Regions from separate parts of the Homo sapiens genome. Here region 1 is linked to region 2. The links are chromatin loops, found by intact Hi-C in ENCODE. Cell type or tissue: Caco-2. All regions are shown on one strand.

Region 1 (4,000 bases), 170 kb before region 2:
ATCTGAGTGCTACATAGGTATCCTTATATTTCTCACAACTGCTCTATGAAATAAGTGGTGATTTTATCCCTTTTTACGGAGTGGGGGGAATCAAAGTACAGAGATTAAGTGACTTTCCCCAGGGCACTTAGCTAGTATGTGGTAGAATTGGGATTTGAACCAGGCAGTTTGGCTACAGGGTCTACATTCTGAACTATTACCCTATATTAACATACTGAAACTTAGTTGATACCATGACACTTTTTTGTTGTTCTAGAATATATCTTTTGAAACCTTGTGTCCCTTGGGACAGTTTGGGAAATGCTTTAATAATAGATCTATTTAACTTAAAACAAATACCGAGAATGAAAATTTCTGCTAATCTAATACTTTTTCTTCTTAAATGGCAAATACACCATTTGATTTGCCAGTAATCATCTGTTGACAATAATAGGATGTTCAAAACACTGACTTGACAAATTTGTTCTTGAAATATTCTTTTCCCATGTGCTTAAAAATAACATTTATTGGCTGGGCACAGTGGCTCACACCTGTAATCCCATCATTTTGGGAGGCTGAGGTGGGTGGATCACTTGAGGTCAGGAGTTCGAGACCAGTCTGGCCAACATGGTGAAACCCCATCTCTACTAAAAATACAAAAATTAGCCAGGTGTGGTGGCGCACATCTGTAATCCCAGCTACTTGGGATGCTGAGGCAAGAGAATTGCTTGAGGCTGGGAGGCAGAGGTTGCTGTGAGTCAAGACTGCGCCACTGGACTCCAGCCTGGGTGACAGAGCGAGACTCTGTCTCCAAAAGAAAAAAAAAACACATATTTATTTTAAAAATATTTTTCTTTATTTTAGTCGCTTCCCCCCTATTTGAGGAGGCAGTATAAGATTTTTTGTTCTCTACATTTTGGTGGATTCAGATTTTAATACCTGACATAATTTTGAACTACCAAAGGCTAAAGAAAGGCAGTTGAAGGGATTACTGTTAATGGTGTGTATTAGGAACCTTTTGCTAAATATAATACATTACTACTCTAAAACAGAATATGCTTATATACTGTGAAGAATTGTATTCACCACTGTCTTTGATAAATTAGTGTCAGAGAGCAGTTATATGAAAGTTAAATACAATTTCATCATTATCATTAATTTTTATAAATAAATTCTGAAAACCTTCTTGCTCTTGAAAGCACCAGGAGTCTTTGCATAATTAGAGAACTATCACATTTTGCCACTTTTATTGTCTAGTAATAAATGGTTTTGTTAGATAAATGATATAATATTCTTTCATAATTCAAGAGACTATCAAGTGAAGGGCAGTTGACTTCTGCTAGACATTTAAATAGTTTGCATCCAACACTCTGCTGTTAAAATAGTGAATAGATTGTATTAAGCTTGAGACTGCCAAGTAGTGCAGGCGATCTTGGTAATGTTAGGACTTCACGTTCAAGGAATACTCAGAAATTAAGAGGGAAGATGATTAAGAGAGATGATTATTATTATTACACTTTGTTTCTCTACATTAGTACATGTAGAGAAACAGTATATAATATAGTTGAGTTAACCACTGTGTTATAATGATTAGTAATCCTAGTCTTGAAATTCTTTATGAAATAATTTCTGTTGAAGATGCAATCTTATATGACCTAATGGTCACTATTATTGAAGCCAAATGACTCAAAGGCATTTCATTCAGCCTTAATAACAAATGAGTTCTTTTTTAAAAAACTTTTTTTTTGTAGAGATGGAGTCTCACTGTTGCCCAGGCTGGTCTCAAACTCCTGGCCTCAAGTGATCCATCTTCCCGCCATCCGATCCCATCCGGTAGCTCAGATTATAGGCGTGAGCTACCATGTCCAGCACAAATGAGTTCTTAACTAATTTTTCTGAAAACTGGCATATAAACAGAATTAAGCAGTTAACCTGTCTTTCCTTTACAGTTATTTCTGAGGGTTACTAAATAATTGAGGTGGCAAAGTTTTTTTTGTTTTTGTTTTTGTTTTTTGAGACAGAGTCTCACTCTGTCACTCAGGTTGGAGTGCAATGGCATGATCTTGGCTCACTGCAACCTCTGCCTCCTAGGTTCAAGTGATTCTCATGCCTCAGCCTCCAGAGTAGCTGAGATTACAGGTGTGTGCTACCATGCCTGGCTAATTTTTGTGTTTTGGGTAGAGACAGGGTTTTGCAATGTTGGCCAGGTTGGTCTCGAACTCCTGGCCTCGAGTGATCCACCTGCCTTAGCCTCCCAAGTGCTGGGATTACAGGTGTGAGCCACCATGCCTAGCAGTAATTGATATGACAAAGTTTTTTTTATAGAAAATCTTTAGCTAGCCCGTTATGGTGGCTCATGCCTGTAATCCCAGCACTTTGGGAAGCCAAGGCGGGAGTTTGAGACAACTCTGGCCAATATGGCGAAACCCTGTCTCTACTAAAAATACAAAAAAGTTATAGCCAGGTATGGTGGCTCGTGCCTATAGTCCCAGCTACTTGGGAGGCTGAGACGGGAGAATTGCTTGAACCCGGGAGGTGGAGTTTTGCAGTGAGGCGAAATTGCACCACTACACTCCAGCCTGGGCGACAGAACGAGACTCCATCTCAAAAAAAAACAGTGAAAATCTTTAGATAATAGATGCAGAAGGAATGATAGAATTAGAATATTATAATTTTGCAACCCATGCTGAAATAATAGATTTCGGCCAGGGTTTCTCAATCTTGGCAGTATTGACATTTCAGACCAAATAATTTTTTGTTGTGGAAGACTGTTCTGTGCATTGTAGGATGTTTAGCGGCATCCCTAGATTCTACCCATTAGATGCCAGTTGTCCCCCTCAGTTTACAACCAAAATTATTTCCAAATTACCAAATGTCTGCTGGAAGGAAAATCACTCCCAGTTGAGAACCATTGATGTAAGCAGTGATCATCAGTGCCGCCTTTTTTGTTTTTTGTTTTAAAACCTTAAAATCTGTGAAAATGCCTTCCTAAAACCATTAAATAGTTTTTCTGCAACTTCATAATTGATGGCTTAAACTGATGGCACTAGAACTAAACTGATCAATAGTAACATCACAGAGAGATAACCCAAAGAGTGTGTACCTTTTAATTTGATAGAATTAGAAGTAGTATACAATACCAACTGCAAAATAGTAAGTATTCTTGCCAAAGAACTAAATCTGAATCAAATCAGGCCTCTAGGTCTAACTTCTTCTCTATGGAAAATACAGGAGGACATGTGAAATGACACCAGAGGAGTATAACCAGCAAAATTCAGGATATGGAAAATTCTACAGAACAAAAGGCCTGGTATCATCAACAAATAAATAGAAAAAAAGAGAAGGAGACCAAACAAGAGTTAACAAACTTTTTCTGTAAAGGGTGCCAGATAAAAGTAGTTTAGGCTTTGCAGACCATATAGACTCTGTCACAAATGCAAAAGCAGTCGTAGACAGTACATTAACAAATGAGCATGGCTATGTCTGGTAAAAGTTTATTTACAAAGCCAGGTGTGAAGGCCAGTTTGTTTACATGTGGCTATAAATAAACTCTGTAAAGGCAGGTTGGAGTTTGCTGACCCTGAATTAAAAGATGCTTAAAAAGACATCCAAATGTATTGTGCCACTGCACTTCAGCCTGGGCGACAGAACAAGACTCCGTCTCAAAAAAAAAAAAAAAAGACATCCAAATGCAAGTGTTAGGCCTTGCTTGGATCTTGTTTTAAGCAAACCAACTGTTTTTAAAAAACATCATTTATGGGACAATCAGAGAAATTTGAATAGTGACTAGATATTTTATGGTCTTAAGTAATTATTGTTAATTATTTTAGGAGGGATAATGGTATTGTACTTATTACAGGAAACTTTATTTTTTAGAGATATATAACAGTATTTGTAGATGAAATAATATGATCAGGATTTGCCTTAAGTCTAGTTGGAAGTAAGGGTGGTTCTTAGACATAACAGACTATAGCCCGGTGTGGTGGCTCACACCTGTAATTCCAGCAGCTCAGGAGTTCAA
Region 2 (4,000 bases):
CGACAAACCCATGTGACATGTGTTTACGTATGTAACACACCTTCACATGTACCCACAAACCTAAAATAAAAGTTAAAACAAAAAACAAAAAACGAAACAACAGTGGTGTCAGGGAAGCTGGGCTAACGTCTGAAAGGGTGCAATGGCAGGTGGCCAGCCAGCAAGTGTAAACAAAAGGAGCTTCCTGGCTTAGGTAGGGCTCTAGGCCTCTTTCCCCCCACCCGCCTGTACCCACCCCAGCATTGACACTTCTGTTTTTCCAATGGGTACTGCCCATTCTGCTTCTGGGTTACAGTGTTCATCTTTCTTCTTCTTTTCAGTATGTTTTGCTCTGGTTACATCGGCTGTGCAATTGAGCAATTAGCAAAGTAGAAAATAAGTCACCTATAATCCTACCATCCTAGGATTATGATAGCTACGATTTTAGCATATTTCCTTCTAGATTTTGGGGACATTTTAAATATTATTGAGGTCTTACATTCTCCATGTATACATCTGTATATCTTGCACTTGCAGAATAGTTCTTTTTCTTATTGCAGAAATAATGCATATTAGACCGTAGAAAATTTGGGAAATACAGAGGAAAAGCACAGAGATGGAAAGTAAAAACTATACTAATTATTCCTCCATCCAGAGTTAATCACTCTTTGTGGCTGTTTGCATGTCTACGCTGCCAGTCTTTCCTTTCTCATGCATATACGCACATTATTCCTCACCACAACTTGGAATCATGCATACACAGATATTCTTTTTTCTGTTTTTACTTAAAAAATCCCATAAATATTGCATTATGATACAAAGTTTTCCTCTGAAGCGTGACCTTTTTTATTTTAATTTTTATTTTTTTGAGACAGAGTCTTGCTCTGTTGCCCAGGCTGGAATGCAGTGGTGTGATTATGGCTCACTGCAGCTTTAGCATTCCGGGCTCAATTGATCCTCCCACCTTAGCCTCCTGAGTACGTAGGACTACAGGTGTGTGCCACCATGCTCAGCTAATTTTTTAAATTTTTTGTAGAGGTGAGGTTTTGTCATGTTGCCCAGGCTAGTCTTGAACTCCTGGGCTCAAGCAGTCCTCCCACCTTGGCCTCCGAAAGTGCTGAGATTACAGGCGTGAGCCACTATGCCTGGCTGAGATATGATCTTAAAAAATTATTGAGGTAAGGCCAGGCACAGTGGCTCACACCTGTAATCCCAGCACTTTGGGAAGCCGAGGTGGGCCGATCACGAGGTCAGGAGTTTGAGACCAAGTTGGCCAGCATGGTGAATCTCCGTGTCTACTAAAGATACAAAAAATTAGCCGGGCGTGGTGGTGCATGCCTGTAATCCCAGCTACTCAGGAGGCCAAGGCAGGAGAATTGCTTGAACCCAGGAGGTGGAGGTTACAGTGATCTGAGATTGTGCCATTGCACTCCAGCCTGGGCAACAGGGCGAGACTCTGTCTCAAAAAAAAAAAAAAAAAAAAAAAAGAAAAAAATTATTGAGGTAAAATTCATGTAATATAAAATTAACTATTTTAAAGTCAACAAATCAGTGGTGTTCACCACATTCATGGTGTTTTACAACCATCATCTCTGTCTAGTTCCAGAATAGTCCCATCACTCCAAGGTAAAAACCCTTATCTGCTAAGCCAGTTTTTCCCATTTCTCTCAGCTTCTGGAAACCAACCAATCTACCTTCTGTCTCTGTAGACTTATCTGCTCTGGATATTTCATATAAATGGAATCATACATGAGATAATTTTTAATGGCTGCTGGATATGCTTTTATTGATCGATTTAAATAAGCCTCGGGTCTTCAGCATGAGGTCTTCTCATCATAAAGCTAGATTCTGTCATATGGATATACCAGAATTTTCTAACCAATTCCTTGTTTTTGGATACTGAGATTGTTTCCAGTTTTTTAATGCCATAAGTAATAATGTGTTGAACATCTGTATGCCTAGACCTCTTTTTGTATCTCAGATTAACAAGAACATGTATTCTTGAATATCCCCATGGAATTTAGTTTGAAAGTGGTTGTGAAGTAAACCCCTTTTTTGTTAGTTTTTTCTTCCCTTGAATGAAAGGCTCTTGCCACTAACCTTTGGGCTCCCTGTTGCTTACCTGAGTCTTATCTCATCCATCAGAACAATTCCTTAGCAGGTGACTAATGCTGCGCCTAAAGCCACGGGGGGAGGTGATAATGCCTCACATTACACAAAACTTAAACCTACCACTTTCCTTGGGATCATCTGGGCTGTCTTTATCTTTCTGTTCTTCAAGGCAGTGTAACTTTTGCATTGACTGGTTAAACTGCTTTAGATTGAGTTGACAGGGCTGGCCAGTCCTTGCAGAACATTATAACCGCCAGAGACCTCAGGTAAGTGTGATATGCTGCTTCCTGTCTCTCATCCAGGTGCAGGAAGCACCAGAATAAAGCTGGCTGAGATGTCTTTTATAGACAGATTGTGGATTAGGGCCCAGGCGGGAGTAGACTTCATACCTCCTTTGGAATCCAGGACTATGAGGATTTCCCTTTATCCCTGTCACAGACCTGGATTAGGTATAACTAAAATACAAGCTATCTTTAAATCTTACTGTGGCATTGTGAGCGTGGGATTATTGAAGGACCATTAGCTGGTTCTGTTAATCAGTAGAGAGAGCCATGGAACTAGCTGGTGGGAGGAACACTAAACTGAGAGTCTATCTTTGCTGTGTTATGTGACTTTGGGAAAGGTACTTCTCCCCTCTGGGAACCAAGTGGTTCATACTCTAAGTGGGTGTTAACTTGTCCTGGGGGATTACTTCCCCCTTCAGAATTGCACTTGCTAGTGCCTGGTACAGAATGAGTATTCAACACGTGCATGTGGCTGGGCATGGTGGCACAAGCCTAGAGTCTCAGCTAATCCAGAGGCCAAGGTGGAAGGATCACTTGAGCCCAGGAGTTCAAATCCAGCCTGGGCAACATAGCACAGCCCTGTTTCTAAAAAATAAAACAAAATAGGTACGTATGTGTACACACACATACGTACATACTCCTCTGAGCTGCTCTGTTATGAGAAGAGAATATGATTGTTTTGCCTGGTCCCTGTGGAAAGTACAAAAAGAACATATTTCCACAAACTAGGCTACTGCGTGTGGTCACTTACCATACTCATCCCTAACTTTTTTGTTTTTTTGTTTTTGGTGACTGGGTCTTGCTGTGTTGCCCAGGCCTACCTTAAACTCCTGGGCTGAAGCGATCCTCTCCTGAGTAGCTGGGACTACTGGCACACCCCTGCTTTTTAAGTGACTATGTATGGTCTCTAGAATCCCCCTCTTTCTAGATAACCAGGTCTCTAACCATTCTCCAGTCATTTTAGATCCCTTCGGTGGTTTTACTAAGCCTGCCTTAATTTTAGATAACTGAGAACTGAACTTAAAATCCCATTTTCCCCCAAGCCCCCATTCTAGAGCTTTCTGGAGGTAGTCTTCACTGTCCTTCCATTGTGGACTGCTGGCTCATGTTTGGCATGGCCTGGAGGGGAAAAAACAATAAAAACTTAGAGCTCCATCTAAGCAGTTATTTTCTTTAAGCTTCATCGATTCTGAGCTTAACTATATACATCATCTCCTCTATTATTCTGAAAGCAGTGGACTTATTTGATTAACGCAAACACCTAACTGAACCTCTACTGGGTGCCAGGCACTATACTAAATGCTGGGGAATAAAAAATGAGTAGGTCATGGTCCTTTAAGCCCAGTTCAGTGGGACAAACAGGTAAGTAAACAACCATAAGGCAACAAGTATCTTCATGAGTATTTGTATAGAACACTTTAGGGACACAGGGGCAGTTTATTCCATGGGATACAGAAAAGGGAATGCTCAATAGGAAGCAATATTTGAACTGGGCCTTGAAGGATAAGTAGGAAGTTGCCATGTTGATGGGTAGCAGAGGAATACTCCAGGAAAAACCATTCATTCATTCAGCAAGTCTCTCCTGTTAGCCTGCTGCAGCCTAAGCATCAGGGTTCATTGGGGGT

What was found. Peaks named below come from ENCODE experiments on the same cell type or tissue, not always from the same donor. Only the 100,000 strongest peaks of a DNase experiment are listed, where the experiment ranks them.
Region 1: a loop joins it to region 2, with 23 times the contacts of the local background. A loop is called at or near these places in 1 of 110 quality-filtered maps.

What each region holds. Positions count from the first base shown.
Region 1 is chr11:17,124,117-17,128,116 of GRCh38, reverse strand. The region is part of intron 13 of PIK3C2A (phosphatidylinositol-4-phosphate 3-kinase catalytic subunit type 2 alpha); the gene reads left to right. Among named protein-coding and RNA genes, the nearest start is that of RPS13, 48 kb to the right of the region's middle. In Caco-2, no CTCF peak of the experiment used is centred here; no DNase peak of the experiment used is centred here.
Region 2 is chr11:16,955,164-16,959,163 of GRCh38, reverse strand. The region is part of intron 3 of PLEKHA7 (pleckstrin homology domain containing A7); the gene reads left to right. Among named protein-coding and RNA genes, the nearest start is that of SNORD147, 31 kb to the right of the region's middle. In Caco-2, no CTCF peak of the experiment used is centred here; a DNase peak (open chromatin) is centred at 2,163.